Regions from separate parts of the Homo sapiens genome. Here region 2 is linked to region 1. A link is a loop called in an ENCODE intact Hi-C map of the cell type or tissue named here. Cell type or tissue: MCF 10A. All regions are shown on one strand. Each heading gives the region's core, and the rest is flanking DNA. Links, peaks and the distances in the headings are about the cores only.

Region 1 (12,033 bases), core at 718-8,717:
AATCTCAGCACTTTGGAAGGCCAAGGCGGGAGGATCACTAGAGTTTAAGGCTGCAGTGAGCTATGATCACTCATCACCGCACTCCAGCCTGGGTAACAGAGTAGTCTATGAAAGCAGAGCCAGATTAACCTTAAACCAATGGTTCTCAGCAGGGGACAACCTCCCCTCCCTGCCTTTCACATCTCCAAGAGACATTTGGCAATGTCTAAAGATATTTGGAGAGGGGAACACTACTGGCATAAGTGGGTAGAGGTCAAGGACAGTGCTAAACCTCTTATAATCCCCAGGACACCCACTCACAACAGAATTATCTGGTACAAAATGTCCATAGTTCCAAGGTTGAGAAATTGTATCCAAATTTAATTCTTACTTTGCTATATCTAAATCTTGACAACTGGAAATATTTTCCATCATAAAGAGAAAAGCCATCAAGTAGTTATTCCAAACATGGGAATTATGCCCTAGAGACACCCTGGAAAGGCATCTAGAATGGCATCTCAGGGCAATGAGTGCCACCACAGTATGTAAATCCAACAATATTAAAATTACAGTAAATCACCAATCTCTTTAATCCAAATCTCTTTAATGGAAAAAACATATAGATAATGTTATTAGTAATATTCTACTTTGGGGACTGAATGGTAGGTTCACAAGTATGTTATCACACTTAATTACATATTAAATAAATTCAGTCTATTTTAAGAATAATATATTAGAAGCAATAAAATGATTAAATATAGTAAATAATATACTAGAAATAGAAAAAATATACTTACTCTGAAGAAGGATAAACACAGCTAACAACCATCACATTCTGCAATAACAAAAATCAGTGATTTAGTATGAAGAAAAGTACTACAACATAAAGTTTCATCATTTTTGTTTCTAAAATCACTCTGGTGGGTTAAATTCCCATTGATTCTAATTTTGCTAGTAAAGGAAAATGGTTAAAAATGAAAACTGGTGAAACAGCAAAAACTAAAACAATAACAAAGGACCAAAAGAGAATATCCTACTCAGCCACTAATTTTTTTTTTCCTATACTTATTTTTTACCCTAATCTAGTTATTCTAGACCCGTAACATCATACACTATACGTAGTAGAGTAACTAAGCTCAGATGGAATCAACAAAGATGTTGAGAGATTGAAGTACTTAAGACATATGTAATTGATTTTCCTTACAAAGCAACACCCAATCCACGGCTTGTTGTGTTGCATCATATATCCCACAGAAAGAGACTCAAACCTTTTTTGTAATATATTTATGATCTTCCCAGTAAAAATAACTTTACTAATATTCAGTGTTCACTGAAAGTTTAGTATGAGTCACAGTAAGTGTTTTGCATTTAATCCCCCTCCCAGCCCTATTATTAACCACATTTTACAGAGGAGAAAACTAACTGGCCCAAGGTCACACAACTATGAAACACTGCAACCCTGATTTAAAGGCAGGGCACCTGGTATGACTACTGTAACATATTGCTACTTTATCTGAAAATCTCCAAAATGTAATTATTACAACTCCTGGAGCTGAAAAGTAAGTACTGATGAGCCATCTCAGTTTCCTGGCCTTTGGGGATATTATTCAATTGAGTGTACAGAGGATCAACAAAATATATTAATCCAGTATGGCCACAAAAACTACTGTAAATCACTATGTAATGGTTTTTGATTCCTGTTCCCAGGGTAAAATAAAGTGGATTTGAACCAGATCCTTAAATGAACAGGGGAGTGTTTCCGGACCAACCATCAACTGAAAATTAGAACTCATTAGTCCAATCTTGGTTCTCACAGGGCTTCCTTCATTTTTCACTCAAGACAAGTCAATTTCTTACTTTTCATTCCCTTAAACACCTTGAATCTTTGTTCTTCACACCATTTCCTTTTTTTTTTTTTTTTCTGAGACAGAGTCTCACTTTGTTGCCCAGGCTGGAGTGCAATGGTGCCATCTCAGCTCTCTGCAACCTCCGTCTCCCAGGTTCTAGCAATTCTCCTGCCTCAGCCTCCTGGGTAGCTAGGATTACAGGCGTGCACCACCACGCCCGGCTAGTTTTTGTATTTTTTGCAGAGACAGGGTTTCACCATGTTGGCCAGCCTGGTCTCGAACTCCTGACCGTGATCCACCCACCTCAGCCTCCCAAAGTGCTGGAATTACAGGCATGAGCCACCACACCCAGCCCACACCATTTCCTTTATTCAGAATACCCTTCCCTTATTCTAACACTCCCTCAACCCCCTCCACACACAAACACTAATGTTTATCTCTAAATCTGACCTGCATCTTTCTACTCAATACCTCATTTACATGCTTGGCACCAGTAAGTTTCCAAAGTTATGTACCTTTGAACTCCAGAATTGAGAAAATGAATTCCATGTGTAAGTTTATAAAACACTCTATAAAGTTAAAATAGCAATTATAACTTCACAGAACCTTTAATAAGTTGATATACACTATGAATTTCCAAGAAATAATAAGCTGCTTTCACCAAACTTCAATGACCAACACACAAACCCTCCTCTACCCGGTCCTATTAAATCTCTCTGTAAAACAGAATGCAATTTGGAAAACAATTTGGGAAACTCAAGGTAGGCTGAAAAACATATTTCAAGAAGTGGTACCCGAAACAGATCTTACTCAATGTTCTTTTCTAAAATAAAAGCTATTACACCACAGCATAATATAATTCCAATAATAAAATAAATACCTTTTCTACTCCTCTGAGAAATTTGTCTGTTCCTGTATAGTTTCTCCTTGGATCTGTTAACAATTCACATAGTCGCTGAATAGTAAAAGGGATACTGCAAAAAAATATAATTTTACAGTGTGAGATCACTGATAATCAAGAAAACGAGGAACATTATTTCTTTTGCTAGGTAAAGCTGTATCTAGTCACCCATGTATTAAGCTACAAAAGAAAATGCTATAATAGGGAAATAAATGGATGAGTCATTTAAAAAAAGACAATAAAATAAGCATACCTTTCTATTTAACAAAAAAACCATTCTCCCTTCCTTTAAAAAGCAATAAAGGTGGGGGGGGAGGGAGGGGGGAATGGTTAACGGGTACAAAAATATAGTTAGAATGAATAAGATCTAGTATTTGATAGCACAACAGGTTGACTACAATAATTTATCGTACATTTTAAAATAACTAAGAGTATAAGTGTACTGTTTGTAACACAAAGCATAAAGAAACGCTTGAGGTGATGGATAACCCATTTACCCTGATGTGATTATAATGCATTGTATGGCTCTATCAAAATATCTCATGTACCCCATAAATATGTAAACCTACTATTTACCAACAGAAATTCTTTTTTAAAAAAAAAGCAACTTAGAACACCCAAAATCAACAGAAAGCTTCAAAACTGAGGAAAAAATTTTTATATAATAGAAAATTCTAAATCCTGATAATTTGATTTTTAAGTTTACAAGAGAGGTAACACAAATAATAATCAAGTTGGGGGTTATTTAATATATGTATTTTTCCTCAAGTATTCTTCTGCACTCAAAGGTTTCTTTAAAATGTTCAAACAAAACTACAAATATTTTAAATGTGGTTCTGCTCCATTATTGCAATTTCATATATAATCTAAGTTTAATCCAACTTAAAATATACACAACTTTTATTTAACTTTACCAAATAATTTCACTATACCTCAATTTTTCCTTGACCACAGTAAATACAAAACTGATATAAGTTGGAACTAAAATCATTTTATAAATATTTTTAAGTTTTGAGCTCATGTAGCTATTAGCATTCATAAGAATTACAAGCTGAACAGAACAGCAAAGTTATGAGCACGAGGTACGACAAACGCAGCTAACAAATACAAACAAATCTTCAGACTTCAGTGTCTGCCATACCAATCTATTTATTCTCTTTAATGAAAAGAATTACAAAGCCTCAAATTAATAGTTAACATTCACAAAGGTCTTCATTTTTTATAGGCAGTGTGATACAGAATTTTCTTCCACCACAAGGTATAGTAGTTAGTGAGTTAAAATGCCAGGACTCAAACTCAGTCTCTCTAACTTCAAATCTCATGTCCTTTCCATTGTACCACACGTATTTTACAAAATTATAGTTGTTTATTTTCTAACTGGATAAACTACATTTGGTTCTCATATTCTTTGTGTCAATACTATTCTTATGTTCAAAGTATAAGATGTGCAAAAAATTCTGAAAGTGCTTAAAGTGCATGTTATTCATATGAGAACAAATGTTTTTAGATAAATTTGAGAGTCCAAGAATCAATCTTTTGTCTCAAACCTAAAATCGAATCCAAACCTAAAAGTGAGAAAACTGTTCTACCAAAAGACAAGGCACAGAATAAAAGATTAAATGTTTGCCTGATATTCCAAACATTCAGAAGCAACTAGAAATTCCTCTGGGTTTCTGAGGAAGAATACTTTTTTGCTTTTGAAAATCTACTCAGAGTGAAGTACAATGTCAAAATGAAGAATCCTTTTAAATGGGGAAGTACAAAGCACACCAACAGCGTTACTAAGTATGAAACAATAAGCTTATACATCTTTTGTTTCATTCCTATAAAGACAACCATTAGAAATCTATAGCTAATACACAAAACTAACTCTACTTTAAAAATGTTTAAGCATTTTCCACATGTATAACAAACAGTATTAGTTTCTCAATTGTCTGTCCGTGAAACCCAGTATTATCGTGGATTTCAGATTAGTGGTATAACTCACCTTAGCTCCTCTTCTAGTTCATGGCTCTTCAAACCTTACACACACAACACACCTAAGCTATTTCCTCATTAATCACCCCATAGTGATACTGTCATTAAAATTTATTATTCAAAATATACAAAATAGCACCAACAGTTTGGGTATTCAACAAGTGTTTGGGTATTCAAATAGTACTTAACTGAAAAATACTGTCTAGTCATTATGCTTTTTCTTCCTACTAAAATTCTTTCCCACATTAAAACCTAATGTTTTCTCACTAATTAAAATTAGTTTTAACAGATGAATATTTTAAAACTTCTTGTTTAACAACATGTACACTGAATGCTTTGGCTAATTTTCTTTAGAAATGTAAGTTAAATTGTAGCCAATTATTAATATTTTATGTGTTGTTTAATATTAATACTGCTTTGGGAGGGGGGTATGTGTTTACATAGCAATACCAGCAATGATAAAACGAGTTTAAGTTCTTAGACAATTTCAGAAGCTTTTTTCAAAAGATCCTTATTTCAAAAAGTAAAAGAAGCTTTAAAAGTCATTTTACCAAGTATCCAATAGATGGCACTAAAATGTCACACAACACTTCCTTTTCTCACACGACAGGCTAAATCCCAACCAAACACTTTCTGCAAATCAATGGATCCACTGGAAATATTAGTATGATAAATGAACGTAACAGCATTGAAAGGTCTCTTTACATACAGACTGTACTTTTAAACTTATTCCATAAATATAAGAGCCTATTATAAACTAGAAATACCAACCTTGTTCAACAGCAGTCAAAAGACATGTAAATAATTACAATTACAGTAATAAATAACAACACTGTATAAAAAGTGCCATGGAGACAGAATAAACTGTATGCCAAGCTTAGTAAGCGTGACACTGGGAAAACTTAGTGTGAGGTAGGCCTCTAAAAGGAGGCACAAGAATAAACCAGAAAAACCAGTACAAAATGAAAGCATTTGGTACAAGTATATGAAAGCTCTGCTCTCTGATACTCATCCATTAGACATAGCATACAAAATAGTTTATTCTAACTTCTGAAAATATTAAGGCTTTTCCCACACATACTAAGAAAAGCAAATATAGGGAGAGGAGCGTTAAACACACATGCCACTCATTCTCAATGAAAAGTCTATTCAGAAATCCTTAAATTTGGGGGGAAGTGGTGATCAGATGTTCATTAGCAAAGTTATACTGTAAAATAAAAAACCCTGGGCCAGGCACGGTGGCTCACGCCTGTAATCCCAGGACTTTGGGAAGCCGAAGCAGGCGATCCCCTGAGGTCAGGAGTTCAAGAACCAGCCTGGCCTGTAATCCTAGCTACTCGGGAGGCTGAGGCAAAAGAATTGCTTGAACCTGGGCGGTGGAGGTTGCAAGTTGCAGTGAGTCGAGATTGAGCCACTGCACTCCAGCCTGGGTGATAAGAGTGAGACTGTCTCCAAAAAAAAAAAAGCGTTTGGTTTACTCTGCAATGATATATCATCTGATTTATTCATATTGTAAAATGGAAAACTAAGATGATATAAGGAACTGAAAAAAGGACATGACTAGCTAGCATCTCAAATTTTTTAAAACAGTGCCTACAACATCCAGTAACATTTTTTAAACCCCCCGCCCCACACATTAAGGATCCACCTTTGCTAAATATATATATATATTTTAATACACACACACACACACACACACACACACACACACACACGCTACCCCACTAGGAGACCTTACTCAAAACTGAATTTACCTGAGTCTTCATGGGTCTCATGGGTCTTGTCTGAAAACAAGGGTTCTACAAGTACACTTCAAAGATTATCATGACGACTAAATACGACATAATGTATATGGTATATTAAATCACCTAACAGTGCCTAAAATATTTCAGAAAGTTCAATAAATCTTAGTTCTTATTGTCATCATTCCATCTACTCTTTGATAGAGATTGTGGGAAGGCACACATGGTCCAAAGACCAACAAAACCAAAAGTATAGGTCTGTCTTTAAAAATACTCCCTTTAATTCCAAGGAAAATAACTTACCCTAATTAATAGGACCACACATTTTACCTTATATATCTTAATTTAAATGCAAGCTGTCCCTATTTACTTTTTTTTAAAAGCAGAAGTCTTGTACACCTAAAAGCTATGGAAATTCAAATACCAAGAAAGTTGCTGAATATCAGGGAAAGACATCTTAACATAAAGTAGCAATTCAATGCTATTTTTTAAAAGATAAATTTTAAGTCATAAGGCTAAACACTAAAGAAATAATGTCTTAAGCATGTATTTTAACCTAAATTTCTATAAAAGTACTAAGTTGACAAGGCACTCAAAAAATAAGTGCGCACTTCATTCAGACTCTAAAAAAATCAGTTTAACTACCTTAACTTTAAATTATATAAGCAACTTTTCCACATGAAAAAGACAAAGGAATGTAACATGTAGCACAGAGGCTACTGGAGTAAACAGCTAAAGAAATGACCATAAAAATCTGACATCCTACTAAAAAAAAAGTCAAAACAGTCATTCACTTTTGTTTTACCCATGTATATGTGGATTTTACTGTCTTTTCTGACTAAATGACCACATTAGTGGTGTCTTAGTTAACAGAAATACTGAGTTAAACTTAACTGTCAACATGGAAACTAACAATATCTCTGTTACCAAAGACTAAGTTCATAATTTTGTTTACACCTACAAAGTCTTACAAAAGTCAGAAATACCATTAGAATCCTGTGATACTAGCTTTACTTGAAGCAGTATGTTCTTTCTCTACTCAGGCTTTAATATTTACATAAACATACACATTCATAAATATTTATATTTATGAATTTTGGGTTAAGGAGTGGTGCAGACACTAGTTTACTTACATCATTGGGGTTCCTTATCATTATTAAAAGAGGCGAAATTAGCTGAGCACGGCGGCTCACGCCTGTAATCCCAGCATTTTGGGGGACCGAGGCGGGTGGATCACCTGAGGTCAGAAGTTCGAGACCAGCCTGGCCAACATGGCGAAACCCTGTCTCTACTAAAAATACAAAAATTAGCCGGGCATGGTTGATGCATGCCTGTAATCCCAGCTACTCAGGTGCTTGAGGCAGGAGAATTGTTTAAACCCAGGTAATAGAGCAACACTCTGTCCCCACCAAAAGAAAATTCATACACATATAATCTTATGTCTCAAATCAAATGACAGATTTCGCTTTTTTTTTTTTTTTTGAGATGGTGTCTCGCTCTGTCACCCACGCTGGAGTGCAGTGGCACCATCTCGGCTCACTGCAACCTCTGCCTCCTGGGTTCAAGCAATTCTCTTGCCTCAGCCTCCCGAGTAGCTGGGACTACAGGCGCCTGCCACCACGCCCAGCTAATTTTTTGTATTTTTAGTAGAGACGGGGTTTCACAGTGTTAGCCAGGATGGTCTCCATCTCCTGACCTCATGATCCGCCTGCCTGGGCCTCCCAAAGTGCTGAGATTACAGGTGTGAGCCACCACGCCCAGCTAATTTCGCCTCTTTTAATAATGATAAGGAACCCCAATGATGTAAGTAAACTAATGTCTGCACCACTCCTTGACCCAAAATTAATCTATAGCAATTGTCAAAGCTTTTAATAAAGTTAATCATCTCTTGGAGTTCCTATAGTCTGAACTGTTATTTTATTTGCATCAAATATAACTAGCAAGAAAAAGTTAATTAGGCTTTCTGTTAATTTCAATTTTTAAGTTTATTAAAGAGAGTATCACATCAAGCCATATTACCACTAGACAAGACCAGGTGGGGAATAGTAAGGAGGGATGGTTACAAAGTCATGCTAATTCTCAAGTAATTATTCTAAGAGAAAGAAAGGGGATAAAGAAAAAACAAGTAAGTAGGGGTGGGTGGGTGTGGGTTTGTGTATGTGAGAGAGACAGAAATCTGCCACAAATAAGTACATTTTAACTAATATACTCAACAAACACTGACACAAATAATTAACAGCACAAAAACCTATTTTCCCCAGGCAACTGGGGAGCACAAAAATCAGGAAGCAATAAAGTGAATCAACAGTGTCAGAGAACAAAGTAATAAACGGCTAAGGACCCATTCTCTCAGTCCCTGAATCATCTGGAGCTAACCGTAAAGCAAACAACACACAAACTGAAAATCAAATGTGGGTTGTTTTATTCTACAATCCAGACTTTGGAGTATAAAAGTCTCATATATAACTTTAAAAGATCATGAGCAGTACTCTCAGCTGTGACTGACTGTACCTGCTTAACAGATGATATAAAGATTATTAGGTATCAAAAGTTTTCCACTTTTTCCAGACCTCCTCATAAATATATAGGAACACTATTTTAGTTTACTATTCACAGAGTGAGGAGGCCGACTGCCTACTTTAGAGAGGACTTAGAGGTAACAGCAATGACAAGAAAGGGTCAAGACTTGAGAGATTAACTTACTTTTATATTCATTATTCTTTCATTTTGAAAAATTCAGAGAACATAAAATGGTATCTTTTAAAACTGCCAGGAATGTAACTTACATGCTCTCTATCCCTCAACAAAATGCCTCTTTGTGTATACCATTATAGGAATGAACCATTACCTATTAGCAATTCCTAAATTATATTCATGGTCTCTGTAATAGGAGGAGGATTTTCATAAATGGCCCTGGTTTGAGTAAACCCATATACTCTTTTTTATTATAATTCCAGAGGGCATAAAATGGTCTTTTAATTGACCATTTCATTAAAATTTTTAGTTTCGTTCATTTTAATTTTTGGTGTTTCTCATCTGACAAACTGTAACTTCACTTTTGGAGAGTAGTTATAATCCATCTTCTATGAAATTTTAAAGTTCCAAAGTAATTTTAAAAGACAAGAAAATGACCAAAAAAAAAAAGAAAAGAAAGAAATTAAGCATTCCATTGTGATTCTTCTATGCCTCAATAGACAAAATAGATATAAATATACTTTTATTCTTTTTTTTCTAGTCCCCAGTTATTCAATATTCTTTTCTTTACTCATTCATTCATTTATCCATCCACGCACCTAGTCATTCCATACTTGTCTGTTTAAGAACCTACTATATTCAGGCACTCACTCTTCTAGGCCTTGTTTGGAAAAGACTGTTACCCCAGCTCTCCAGAAGCTTATAGTTCAGGAAATCAAGTAAACAAGTGCATGGACAATTTCCACTTCAAAGAGGGAAAAATCTGTACTTTGGCCGGGCGCAGTGGTTCACGCCTGTAATCCCAGCACTTTGGGAGGCCGAGGTGGGTGGGTCACAAGGTCAGGAGATCGAGACCATCCTGGCTAACAGGGTGAAACCCCATCTCTACTAAAAATACAAAAAATTAGCCGGGCGTGGTGGCGGGTGCCTGTAGTCCCAGCTACTGGGGAGGCTGAGGCAGGAGAATGGCATGAACCCGGGAGGCGGAGGTTGCAATGAGCTGAGATTGAGCCATTGCACTCCAGCCTGGGCAAAGAGCGAGACTCCATCTCGAAAACCAAACAAACAAACAAACTTGTACTTTGGTAATATACTAAAATAATTTTAGAAAGCGGATAATCTTTCTTACGGCAAAATACTAGGAAGCATTTAATATAAAACTTTTACAAACTAAAAGCAAAAACAACAAAAACTTACCAGTAAGAAAATTAGCAAAAGAAAGTCAAAAGAAGATATAAAGGGCAATTCACAGAAAGGCTGTAAGTACACAAAAAGATGTTCCATTTCACTTGCAATCAAAGAAACACAAATACAGACACATATACAGTACCGAAGAATTACAATATCTGCACTTATTACAAAAGAAAGCATCAACAACCACATTTTGCTAAGTCAATTTTGCAGCACTGATAAACTGAAAATTAAGTGTTCATAAGCTAACCTAGCAATTACATTTCTACAAATTAAAAAAAGTAACAATCTGGCCAGGTGCGGTGGCTCATGCCTGTAATCCCAGCACTTTGGGAGGCCAAGGTGGGTGGATCACCTGAGGTCTGGAATTCAAGACCAGCTTGACCAACATGGAGAAACCCCATCTCTACTAAAAATACAAAAATTAGCCGGGTGTGGTGGCGCATGCCAGTAAACGCGGCTACTCGGGAGGCTGAGGCAGGAGAATCGCCTGAACCCAGGAGGGGGAGGATGTGGTGAGCCGAGATCGTTCCATTGCACTCCAGCCTGAGCAGCAAGAGCGAAACTCTGTCTCCAGAAAAAAATAAAAAAAAGGCAACAATCTATACGTATATTCAAAACATGACATTCATCAACAAAAGATACGTGGAAGGATGCTCACTACAAGCACTGCTTGTTAACAGCCAAAAAAATAAATGCCTACCATCAATCAGGACAGGCAAATAAAAACCTATTATTCACATAATAGAAAACAATGTAGCCATTTCAAATAAATAAAAAGATAGCTTTAAATGTACTAATATAGACATGTTGAAGCTTCTCTAAAAGGAAAATACCACTAGCATATAGCATGATTCTACTTTCATTCTTTATGTACTTCTGTAACAGTGGGGATCTTTTTAAAAGCGTGAACATACACCGCTTTTGTAATTTAAAGATTATCTATTACAAATGGGGGGAGGAGTGTATAAGAATGGACAAACCCTCAAACTGGTGGAAAACCAACAAAATGTTACTTCTTAGTAAATATTTTAAAAAACTATATATATATAAAAAACACAAAAATTGAACATTTTGTAAACATGTTTCAACATACCAATATATTAAAATACAGACAAAAAAAGAGTAAATTAAAAATAGAAAAATCTTGATGTATCACTGATTAAATAAGACTTAGATTCTGCCTGCTCAGAGAAAGTGATTCATAAACTGAAAAATCAAATTTAAAAAATGTAAGTTCGGGCCAGGCGCGGTGGCTCAAGCTTGTAATCCCAGCACTTTGGGAGGCTGAGGCAGGTAGATTACTTGAGGTCAGGAGTTCCAGACCAGCCTGGCCAACATGGTAAAACCCCGTCTCTACTAAAACTACAAAACAAATAAACAAACAAACAAAAAAAACATAGCTGGGTGTGGTGATGCACCCTGTAATGCCAGCTACTCGAGAGGTTGAGGCTGGAGAATAGCTTGAACTTGGGAGGCGGAAGTTGCAGTGAGCCCAGATGGTGCCACTGCACTCCAGCCTGGGTGACAAAGACTCCATCTCTAAATAAATAAAATAAAACAAAACAAAACAAAATTTCAAAATACGGTTCAAAAATAAAGTTGTAAAAGAAGAATGCTCAGGCATTTAATGACTGTTCAAATCATTTTCTGAAGTAGGTGAATTACCTCTTTTACAGATTAAGAAATTACAAATATTTAG
Region 2 (12,033 bases), core at 1,238-9,237, 200 kb after region 1:
GTATGTTGCCATGCATAGCAGTAATTTATTCTTACTGCTGTGTGGCAATATTGAGTGAATATACCACAATTTGCTCATTCTACTCTTTTTTTTTTTTTTTTTTTTTTTTTTTGAGGCAGAGTTTCACTCTTGTTGCCCAGGCTGAATTCCAATGGTGGGATCTTGGCTCACTGCAACCTCCGCCTTCCGGGTTCAAGTGATTCTCCTGCCTCAGCCTTCTGAGTAGCTGGGATTAGAGGCATATGCCACCACGCCTGGCTAATTTTGTATTTTTAGTAAAGATGGGGTTTCTCCATGTTGGTCAGGCTGGTCTTGAACTCCCGACCTCAGGTGATCTGCCCACCTTGGCCTCCCAAAGCACTGGGATTACAGGTGTGAGCCACCACACCTGGCCCTTACACCTGGCCCTTGACCATTCTACTCTTTCTTTTTTTCCTTTTTTTTTTTTTTGTTGAGACAGAGTCTCGCTTTGTCACCCAGGCTGGAGTGCAGTGGAGTGATCTCGGCTCACTGCAAGCTCCGCCTCCCGGGTTCAGGCCATTCTCCTGCCTCAGCCTCCCAAGTAGCTGGGACTACAGGCACCCGCCACCACACCCAGCTAATTTTTTGTATTTTTAGTAGAGGCGGGGTTTCACCGTGTTAGCCAGGATGGTCCTGATTTCCTGACCTCGTGATCCGCCCACCTCAGCCTCCCAAAGTACTGGGATTATAGGTGTGAGCCACTGCGCCCGGCTCCGCCCATTCTACTCTGAATGAGCACTTGAATTGTATCCAGTTTTGACTATTATGAATAATGTATCCATGAACCCTCTGGTACGTGTCTCTCGACTGAATATTACTTCAGTTCTGTTATGTATAAAAGAGGAATTTCAAGGTATACATATGTTTAGCCTTAGTAGATACTGCCAAACAATTTTTTAAGGTAGTTATACCAGTTTACAATCCCACCACAATCTTTCTAGCCAAAAAAGGTACATTTAAATCATTTCTGCATGAGGGAATAAAAATATGTTCACACCCATCTGTACTAAACAATACAAAAATTAGCCGGGTGTGGTGGCATGTGCCTGTAATCCCAGCTACTTGGGAGGCTGAGGTGGGAGAATCCCTTGAACCCCAGGAGGCGGAGATTGCAGTGAGCCGAGATCGCGCCACTGCGCTCCAGCCTGGGCGATACAGCAAGACTCCAACTCAAAAAAAATTATAATAAAAATAAAAATATGTTCACTCTGAATCAAGGAAAACATTAGTTAGGCTAAGGATAACTAGACTGTAAGAACTTTTTAATAAGTAAGATAAAGACTTGAATCAGCTGTTCTCCATGGGTACTGTAGAAACTTTTCTCCAGTAATTTTGCAGGAGTGTGAAGAATGTTTAAGGGGTTCCGTAAGTGTGGTCATAGGTCAGGTTCCTTAGAAGCAGATCCTGACAGATTTTTTTTTTTTTTGAGACAGAGTCTTGTTCTGTCGCTCAGGCTAGAGTGCAGTCGTGCGATCTCCATTCACTGCAACCTATACCTCCCAGGTTCAAGCAATTCTCCTGCCTCAGCCTCCCAAGTAGCTGGGACTACAGGCATGCGCCACCACGCCCGGCTAATTTTTGTATTTTTATTTATTTATTTATTGTTATTTATTTATTTTTGAGATGGAGTTTCACTCTTGTTGCCCAGGCTGGAGTGCACTGGTGCGATGTCGGCTCACTGCAACCTCTGCCTCCCAGGTTCAAGTGATTCTCCTGCCTCAGCCTCCCGAGTAGCTGGGATTACAGGTGCCCACCACCATGCCCAGCTAATTTTTGTATTTTTAGTAGAGATAGGGTTTTACCATGTTGGCCAGGCTGGTCTCGAACTCCTGACCTCAGGTGATCCACCCATCTCGGCCTCCCAAAGTGCTGGGATTACAGGCGTGAGCCACCATGCCCAGCCTATTTTTGTATTTTTAATAGAGACGTGGTTTCTCCCTGTTGGCCAGGCTGGTCTTGAACTCCTGACCTCTGGTGATCTGCCCACCCCTGCCTCCCACAGTGCTGAGATTACAGGCGTGAGCCACTGTACCCAGCCAGATCCTGAGAGATTTTGATGCATGTGATCTATGAGGAAGGGTTCTCTGGAGAAATTTATTAAGGAGGAGGTGAAAGGGAATGGGAAAAGGGAAGACAGCCAAAGAAAGATGTGGGTTTGGGGAAAATCTAGCCTCGGCTGGATCCCATTAAAAAAAACAAAACAAAACTCTGGAGCATAAGCCATGCCACAGAGTCACCTTCCCTTTTGAGGTGGTCTTCTGAACCCCATATCGCTCTTCATGATTGCAGGCTTGGGCAAGGGGGTAGCGGTCGTCGTGGTAGTAATTAAATCCTGGAGGTTTCTTCTATCAATCTAGAGCAGCTGTTCTCAGCCCTGGGCAATTTTGTCCCCTCAAGGGCATTTGGCAAAGTCTGGAGAAGTTTTGTGATTGTTACACCAGGAAAACTCGTGCTTGTATTGAGAGATTAGACGATAAGGATGCTGCTAAACATCCTACAGTGCATAGGACAGCCTTCTGCAACAAAGAATGATCCTGCACAAAATACTGGAGTGAAGAAACCCTGAGCTAAGGCAATTCTTTGGCGGGATCAGTGGCAAGCCATTACATTCACTGCTAGTGACAGATGAGCTTCCTGGCTCCATAAAGGGAATCTGGGCAGGGCATCAGAATAGTACCTTTTGCAGATGCTTTTTCAAAATATGATGTTAAACAATGAAGGAGGCTTGAAATGCTGTTCAGTTAGCATTCTTTTGTGATCCTGCATTTCATTTAATGGGATAAGACTAGCATCTTGATATATATATCACTAAGCCCTTAGGTACATTGCTCAGAAATCTTGTCAAAAAACACTCTTATGTCAGCTGTAGCCATTTTGGATTTTCTTTGGAGCTTTATCGAACTTGTGCAAAATTGGAATTGGGCTGAATCCTCCCTGAAATACTCATTACTATGCTACATTAGTGCTAACACTGTGCTCCTTAGCAAGTTTAACTCTAACAACTGTAATGTGAATGGGCTAAAGGATTGGGGAAAAGAACAAAAATAGCTGCACTTAAATCCAGAGGGGTTTGAAAACCACTGGAGGTCACCAGTGTCAGACTCATGGTCTTCTTAGTCTACATCCTGTTGGGACCATCCCTTAAACCTCTTTTACAGTCCTGTATTTATCTGTCAGTTACCCACGAATTTATCTGTGTCCTCTTAGAAGCAGTTTATAGCTTGGAATTGCAAAACTCAGGGTATCAATGGCAGGAAATATTTGCAAATTATGCCTCCAACAAAAGACTAATATCCAGAATTTACAAGGAACTCAAACAACTCAACAAGGGGGAAAAAACCCAGTAAAAAGTGGGCAAAGGACACGAACAGACATTTCTCCAAAGAAGACATACAAGTAGCCAATAAACATGAAAAAATGTTCAACATCACTAATTAGAGAAATGTAAATTAAAACAACAATAAGACATTATCTTAACACCAGTCAGAATGGCCATTATTAGAAAGTCAAACAACAACAGATGTTGGCATGGATGTGGAGAGAAGAGAATGCTTATGCACTGTTGGTGGGGATGGAAATTAGTACAACCTCTACAGAAAACGGTATGGAGATTTCTCAAATAAATAAAAATAGAAATATAATTTGAACTTGCAATCCCACTACTGGGTATCTACCCAAAGGAAAATAAATCATTGTATTACAAAAAGACACTTGGCTGAGTGCAGTGGCTCATGCCTGTAATCCTAGTACTTTGGGAGGCTGAGGTGGGCGGACTGCCTGAGCTCAGGAGTTCGAGACCAGCCTGGGCAACATGGTGAAATCCTATCTCTACTAAAATACAAAAAAATTTAGCCAGGTGCGCACCTGTAGTCCCAGCTACTCGGGAGGCTGAGGCAGAAGAATCACTTGAACCCGGGAGGCAGAGGTTTCAGTGAACCAAGATCGCACCATTGTACTCCAGCCTGGGCAACAGAGCAAGATTCCATCTCATAAAAAAAAAAAAAAAAGAAACCTGTACTCATATATGTATTGCTGCACTATTCATGATAGCAGTCATGAAATCAACCTAAGTGTCCATCAGTGGTTGACTGGATAAGGAAAATGTGGTGGCTGGGTGCAGTGGCTAACGCCTATAATCCCAGCACTTTGGGAGGCCAACGTGGGTGGATCACTTGAGGTCAGGAGTTCAAAATCAGCCTGGCCAGCATGATGAAACCCGTCTCTACTAAAAATACAAAAAATTAGCTGGGTGTGGTGGCACACGCCTGTAGTCCCAGCCACTCGGGAGGCTGAGGCAGGAGAATTGCTTGAACCCGAGAGGCAAAGGTTGCGGTGAGCCGAGACGGCGCCACTGCACTCCAGCCTGGGCGACAGAGCGAGACTCTGTCCCAAATAAATAAAATAAAAAATGTGGTATAATTACACCATGAAATACTATGCAGCCATAAACAAGAATGAAATCAAGTCCTTTGCAGCAATATGGATGGAGCTGGAGGCCATTATCTTAAGTGAAATAACTCAGAAATAGAAAATCAAATACTATAAGTTCTCATTTATAAGTAGGAGCCTAAACAATGGGTACACATGAACATGAAGATGGAAATAGTAGACACTGGGGACTCCAAAGGGGGGAGAGTGAGAGGGGTAAGGGCTGAAAAATTACCTAATGGGTACTGTGTTCACTATTTGGGTGATGGCTAACTAGAAGGACAACCCCACCATTATGCAATATATCCATGTAACAGAATTGCACATGAACCCCCGAACCTAAAATAAAATAAATTTAAATAAAAAACTCATGAGTGCCATTGTATTACCACTGTTATACAAAAGGATTTTTTTCAAACTTCAAAATGTGTTATCCAGTTTGTACTCTAACTTTTGTATTTTTTTAATTTTTTTTAAATTATACTTTAAGTTTTAGGGTACATGTGCATATTGTGCAGGTTAGTTACATATGTATACATGTGCCATGCTGGTGCGCTGCACCCACTAACTCGTCATCTAGCATTAGGTATTTTTACTCTAGTTTCATGATCCTAGTATTAGTTTTTTTTTTCCTTTCTTAAAATGAATCATCACTGTGTTCAATTCTGTTTTTAAGAGTTCTAACACTAGGCCAGGAGTGGTGGCTCACTCTTATAATTCCAGTGCTTTGGGAGGCTGAAGTGGGAAGAGTGCTTGAGGCCAGGAGTTTGAGACCAGCCTTCACAACATAGCAAGACCCCGTCTCTACTAAAAAAAAAAAAAAAGTTAGCTGCGTGTGGTGAAACATACCTGTAGTCCTAGCTATTTGGGAGGCTGAGGTGGGAGGATTGCTTGAGCCTAGGAGGTTGAGGCTGCAGTGAGCTATGATCCTGCCACTGCACTCCAACCTGGGAAACAGCACAAGACCCTGTCTCTGAAAAAAAAAACAACAAAAAAACAAAGAGTACAATTGTGGATAAACTTATTCTTGACAAAAATGTAGTCAAATGGAAATATTGTAATGCCACATATGTATTTTATATATTATATATATATATATATATATATATATATATATATATATAGAGAGAGAGAGAGAGAGAGAGAGAGAGAGAGAGAGAGAGAGAGAGAGAGATATGGAGTCTTGCTCTGTCACCCAGGCTGGAGTGCAATGGTGCAATCTCAGCTCACTGCAACCTCCACCTCCCAGGTTCAAAGGATTCTTTTGCCTCACAGCCTTCCGAGTAGCTGGGATTACAGGTGGTGCCACCACACCTGGCTAATTTTTTTGTATTTTTAGTAGAAACAAAGTTTTCCCATGTTGGCCACAGCAGTCTCAAATTCTTGACCTCAAGTGATCCACCCGCCTAGGCCTCCCAAAGTGCTGGGATTACAGGCATGGGCGACCGTGCCCAGCCTGTAATCCTATATTAAGTGAAGAAAGCAAATATAGATTATGACATTCTTTTGTTGAAAATACTTCCCATACTTTTATGAATAGGAGTCTGAAAAGATGTATGCCAAAATAATAACAGTGGTTAAGACGTAGTTTGCAAATACTGTGTAAGATTCCACCACCTCCCCAAAATGGCTCAGAGAATGAACTAGCGCTATAAACAACTTATTCAGGAAGCTATTTTTCAACATAGGTTAAAGCTCCATTCTTTGAGATAACATTGTTTTAATCACCTATATGCATGCCACCTTCTGGAAACAAGGAGTATTTCACCATTAAAAGACTTCTAACAATAGAACTTGGTAATAAAGCTGACATTGGAATTGTTTATAAAAACCATTTTTAATTTAACATTTAATTTGGAAGCTTATGGATCACAATCAGGGTTGTTAGACCAGAGGAGGGGCCAATTTAATATAATGAAAGATGATAGGTTACACACTTGTCCTACATAAGTTGGTCATGGAAAAAACTTTATCTTATTATTTTATTTCATGTTCTCTATAGGCCAGAAGGAAAAACTATTTTTAAAACAGTGGAAGGCCATTCAAAAGTAAGCTTTCAGAAAATGAAAAGATAAAAAACACTGCAACATTTGAATGCTCAAAAATGATGAAAAATTGCATTCCTGTTTTCCCCTCTAAACCAGAGCTAATTTAAAACATTAAAATAATGTCTTTATTCTCAAGCAATGTCTGTATTCAGAAATAGAAACTCAATTTGATCTATGAATCAATATAGCTATGTCTCAAAAATGAACCAAAGTAGGAAAAAAAGCATGTTGCAGAATTACTTTCATAGTGTGAGAATGTGCCCATATAAAGTGGGTCTAAACACAAAGCAACAGGGTCCATAGAAATGGATGTAGAAATAGAAAAGGGTCTGAAGTGATAGCTAGGACTGCCTTTGAGGAAGCAGGAGAAAGAACCAAAGTTGCATGGCAGCCAAAAGGAACTTTATGTTCTTAAGTGAGAATGAATCTATAACTTATATTTACCACTAATAGAAATGCAAAAATAAGAGAACTATTGCCTGCAAGAAAACAAAAACCAACAGAAACCCAAAACAACAAAACCTTGTTATATACTTGAAACTATCCGTATTTTGTGATTTAGCAGATGCAGTATATATTTCTTATAATGACGGCAGCACTGAACCATGTTGTCTGTTTTCCTGTGTTGCAGTCCTGTGTGTGTGTGTGTTGCCAGACACATAATAAAGTACCCAGGAAATGCACAGCTCTAGTTTGCAAAGTGCTTTCAATTAGAATTTCCTCATGGATAGCATAGCTTGTTTCAGTTGATTCTCTGGCATTAATAATTTAAAAATATTAATGCTTGTGACCTACAGGAATGAGGTCCCATGGCAGATGTAAAGATTATTTCTTTTTTTTTTTTTTGAGATGGAGTTTCACTCTTGTCACCCAGGCTGGAGTGAAATGGCACAATCTCGGCTTACTGCAACTTCCGCCTCCTGGGTTCAAGGGATTCTCCTGCCTCAGCCTCCTGAGTAGCTGGGATTATAGGCACACACCACCATGCCTGGCTAATTTTTGTATTTTTAGTAGAGACGGAGTTTCACCATCTTGGCCAGGCTAGTCTCGAACTCCTGACCTCAGGTGATCCACCCCCTCGGCCTCCCAAAGTGGTGGGATTACAGGTGTGAGCCACCGCTCCCGGCCAAGATTCTTTGTAAAGAAGCTAATTTGGAATAGTTTAGTCACAGGCCTATCTCAAGGGACCTTTTGAGAGCTTTATTAAATCAAAGTTGGCATCAATTCATTGTCAATATTGAGTGCCTATTACTTGTAAGGCTCAGTATGGTCTAAAGCAGGCAGGCTTGGCTTTAGAATGTGAAACAAAGTAGGTGGTAATAACAGAGGGAGTCAACTCTGTAATAGTGTAGAGCCTGGGCCTAGGAATCAGACTCACCTGGGTTTCAATTCCCATTGCACCACTTACTAGCTGTGAGATCCTGTGCAAGCCAAGGGAATATATAATGCCTACTTCATAGAGCGGTCAGGAGGGAGAATGAGATCATTACAAAGGGTTTGCTGCAGTGCTGGCACATAGTAAATATTCAGTTAATGTTAGCCCCTGTTACTATTAATTTTTTTTCTGAGTCCTAATGAAGTTTCAAGAATGTCTCCTTAGAATCATAAAACAGCTGGAGATTGAAAAGACTTTTGAAGTTTTCTGGTTATCTCCACTGTCCTAGGAGAGTACTTTTCATCCCTTTTCCACTGATACTTAAAACCACGGAATAAATACCACAACTGGATTATTCTAATTAGTGGTGGAATAACAGGAAACAACATGTGTGGAAAGGCCAAGGGAATATGTGGGGGAAGAGGGAAACCAGCGGGAGAGGCACTGAGAGAGTGTAAGGGGCACACTCCAAAGGGAGAAAATACAAGGAAGACAAGTAGAAAAAAAGACAGAAAAGATGTCCTCAGACAAGTGTAAGGACAAGAGTGAGAAAAAGGAAAGAAGGGGAATACAGAGGGACCTTAATTTGTGAATGCAGTCACCGACACGGTTTAAGAGTCAAACGTTCTGAGTTCTAATTACTGTAAAATGCATGGTTATAAAACGTACTGATTAACCTCTCTGAGCCGTTTTCTTTAGAGTTTGCAGCGTAGATTAGATGAGATTAGCGGGACGGACGCTCTGTTAAAGAGAAAACTCTTCAAATAAGCCGTTAAGAATGAGAGAGAAAGCTGCAGAAAAAGAGAAGTGGAAAGAGAGAGGGAGGAAAGGGAAAGTGTAAGAGGAATTGTTCACAAGGCAGGTGAGAACTAAGGGAAACCACTGTAACGGTGCTGCTGTGGCTACTGCGGTGACTACTTCAGCACATCAAGCGTTGACAACTTGCCAAGTTCGTTATTAGAGTTCTACATGCACAATTTCATGCTACCCTCACAGCATTTCTATGGGGCTAGGTTCTCGCATTATCCGCGTTTTACAGAAGATATAGAGAGGTTTTGTAACTTTCCCAAGGTCTTACAGCTGAGAAGTTGTGGCCAGGAAGGGATTCAAACGCACGTCTGTTTACCTGTCAAGCCAGTGCTGTTAAAATCATCTCTAAGAACCTCGAAAAAGGCTCGGTTGCTAGTCATCCCGCCGGTTCAACGCCGGCTCCCAGGCACCACTCGCCACGCCCTTTCTCCGCCCGGGGGTTTTGAAAGTTCCGCCTCTTCTCGAACGGCGTCCCGTCTCCATGGAGATTGGCGTGGGGAGAGACTTCCTGCCTTACGCGCGAGCACTTCCGCCTCGAGCCGGAAGCTCCGTCCCTCACACCGAGAGTTCCTGCGCGTGGGGAGTTGGAGAGTTTGCGTGGCGGGAACGCGGCGGCAGTGAGAGCGAGCGGCGCCGGCCCTTGCGTCCGGTGCGGCGATGCTGACCCCGGCGTTCGACCTCAGCCAGGATCCGGACTTCCTGACTATCGCCATCCGCGTGCCCTACGCCCGGGTCTCCGAGTTCGACGTCTACTTCGAGGGGTCTGACTTCAAGTTCTACGCCAAGCCATACTTTCTCAGGCGAGTTCGGGGTGCCTGGCCGCAGGAAAGGCGCATTCGTTAGATAGCTGCTTTAGAGGGAGAATGCAAGGTCGAGAGAGCAGTGCTCGATTGCGCGAATGCCTTTTCCCGACGTTTCCGCAGCTTCTCTTGGTGCCAGGGAACTGCCCTCTTCCAGGGGTGCGTTTTAGATGCTGCGGAAGCCCTTTTCCTTCTTGAGCTTTCTTAAATCCCATATCAAAGGATTGCGGAATCACTTGAAAAAGTGACGTTTGGACCGTGTCACTTTCCCGTTTCTGCCCTGTCGCCCTAGTTCTCGTCCCGTTCTGACTTGTTCTGTTCTTTCCTTTCACTCCGCGTTTGCTCTCCCAGTCTCTCCCTTCCTGGGAACGGCGCGCGCTGACATCTCCGTGACTTCCCAACCCGTCGGTCCTTTTAACTTTGCCCAGGCCGCCTTCTGTTGATCTATCTCTTGTCTGTCCGCTCCCTACTTACCGAAATTCTTACCTTTTTTGGACCTCTTGACACCAAATTAGCCTAGTTCTCCTGCTTCCCTGCTGTCTGCTGCTCTTCTGTTTGGTTTTGTCCCTGAAGTGTGGTTGTTTCCCCCAAGTCTCCGTGAGGGTCTGTCAGCACTTGATCTGTTTAAATTATTCTCCTTGCAGAATCGTAACCTTGGTAGCAGCTAACACTGATAACTCGTAGTGTGGTGGACAAGCAGTTCCGTTAAGTGCTTTATGATGGTGTATCTCATTTAACTTTGACGGTGATCCTTAGGGATAAGCACTGCTATTAACCCCATTCCACAGAACCCGCTGCTACATATTCATCCTAAAGTATTGCCAATCTCTTGTCCTTCTCTTTATCCATCCTCCTAATCTTTCTGAAGTGTAGCTGCATCCTACTTTTCCCACCCAAGTACTTTTGTGGTACAAACCTTCTCCACCAGTCAAGGTGGTTTTTTCACTGTTGCTGAACCAGTTTTGCTCAGATTTCCCTTAGACCATATAACGTCCGTATTTGAATTATTGCACTTTCCAGTTTTTTAATTCACTTATTTCTTTAATTTATTTATTGAGTTTCAGTGTTGGTATTATTGTGCTGAACAAGACAAAGTCCTGCCCTCATGTACTTTTCACTGGGGAGAGGAAAACAATAAACAGTGTACTTAATTGTGGTGAGTGCTATGAGGAGAAAGAAGTGCACTAATAGAGAATGAAAAAGGGCCCATGTTTTATAAAGTGGTCAGGAAAAGCCTTTCTGGGGAGGCGATATTTAAGCCAAGATGTGAAGAATAGGAAGAAGATTATGGTGGTAGCAAATATTTATTGAATTTTTACTCCAGGTTAGTGCTTTATACGGATTATCTCATTTGTTATTAGGACAGTGTTACAACGAGGCTTTATTATTTACCCGTTGCCGTGGATGGATTATTTGTGGGCACCCCCCCAACTCTTGTCCCCAAATTCATATGTTAAAGGTCTAATTCCTGTGTCACTTCTGCTTTATTGTATTCATCAAAACAGTCCCAGAGCCTGCTGAATTTTAAGGGGAGGGAACATAGACCTTCATGGTTGGGAAGAGTGCTGTGAGATGGGCATTCTTTGATAATACAGTTTGCCCCCAGATGTGGTGGCTCACTCCTGTAATCCCAGCACTTTGGGATGCCGAGGTGGGCAGATCACTTGAGGTCAGGAGTTTGAGACCGGCCTGACCAACATGGTTAAACCCCATCTGTACTAAAAATACAAAAAAATTATCTGGGCTTGATGGCACGCGCTTGTAGTCCTAGCTACTTGGGAAGCTTGAGGTGAGAGAATCGCTTGAACCTGGGGGGCGAAGGTTGCAGTGAGCCAAGATTGCGCTATCGCACTCCAGCCTGAGTAACAGAGCGAGACTGTCTAAAAAAAAAAAAAAAAAGAACATACAGTTTGCTATACCAAGGATGAATAAAACCTGGTCCCTCTCCTTGAAGAATGGAGACTGTAGCTGCGGAGGCCCCATGTAAGCAAATATAATTTTCTCTGCAGTAAGAATTTAACTCTAGGCTTATAGAGTTTAGGGGAAGGGAGCTGGTAATAATAGCTCACATTTTCTGAATGCTCACCTGTTGTGCCGGCCACTAAGCTCTTTGCATTATCATTTCATGCTCATAGTAACGCTTGGATAGTTACTGTTATTTCCCCCCTTTACAGAAGAGGGATTTATGATTCTTGAAGAATAATTAACTTGTACAAAGAAGGTTGTTACACATCTGGTAAATGGCAGATCTAGGAGTTAATTCAGATTCTGACACTAAAGTTAGCGTTTGTAACCATTATAACAAACTCATCCATAAACTGACCCCTTATTCTGGCTTAGAGGGATTTTCATTCTGAAAATGTATTGAAGCTTGAGGAAACCTTGGGATTAAAGGTCCTGGGCCTTTTGGGACTGTCAGCTGTTTTTGTTTTTAATCATATTTAGTAGGAAACAAGGGGGAGGGCCATGGGAAGAAAGGAAGCTCAAATTTCAAGTTTGGAATGATATGGAGTGGGCCTGATATGCCCTTCTGATAAGTTTAAATTATCTA

Evidence for each region. Hi-C counts contacts between places; a loop is a spot of excess contacts. Peaks named below come from ENCODE experiments on the same cell type or tissue, not always from the same donor. Only the 100,000 strongest peaks of a DNase experiment are listed, where the experiment ranks them.
Region 2: it touches region 1 in a loop (9-fold over the local background); 49 of 110 quality-filtered maps call a loop at or near these places.

The regions. Positions count from the first base shown.
Region 1 is chr3:73,049,804-73,061,836 of GRCh38, reverse strand. It overlaps PPP4R2 (protein phosphatase 4 regulatory subunit 2), which reads right to left. Exons shown (of 9, transcript NM_174907.4): 4 at 2,707-2,800; 5 at 777-814. It overlaps EBLN2 (endogenous Bornavirus like nucleoprotein 2), which reads right to left and starts at 178. Exons shown (of 1, transcript NM_018029.4): 1 at 1-178. RefSeq lists a silencer at 5,982-6,182 and an enhancer at 9,705-9,999. In MCF 10A, for the core only: a CTCF peak has its summit at 5,338; no DNase peak of the experiment used is centred there.
Region 2 is chr3:72,845,647-72,857,679 of GRCh38, reverse strand. SHQ1 (SHQ1, H/ACA ribonucleoprotein assembly factor) reads left to right here and starts at 9,235. Exons shown (of 11, transcript NM_018130.3): 1 at 9,235-9,482. The coding sequence starts at 9,340. RefSeq lists an enhancer at 8,917-9,016. In MCF 10A, for the core only: a CTCF peak has its summit at 6,198 (motif pointing left); a DNase peak (open chromatin) is centred at 9,149.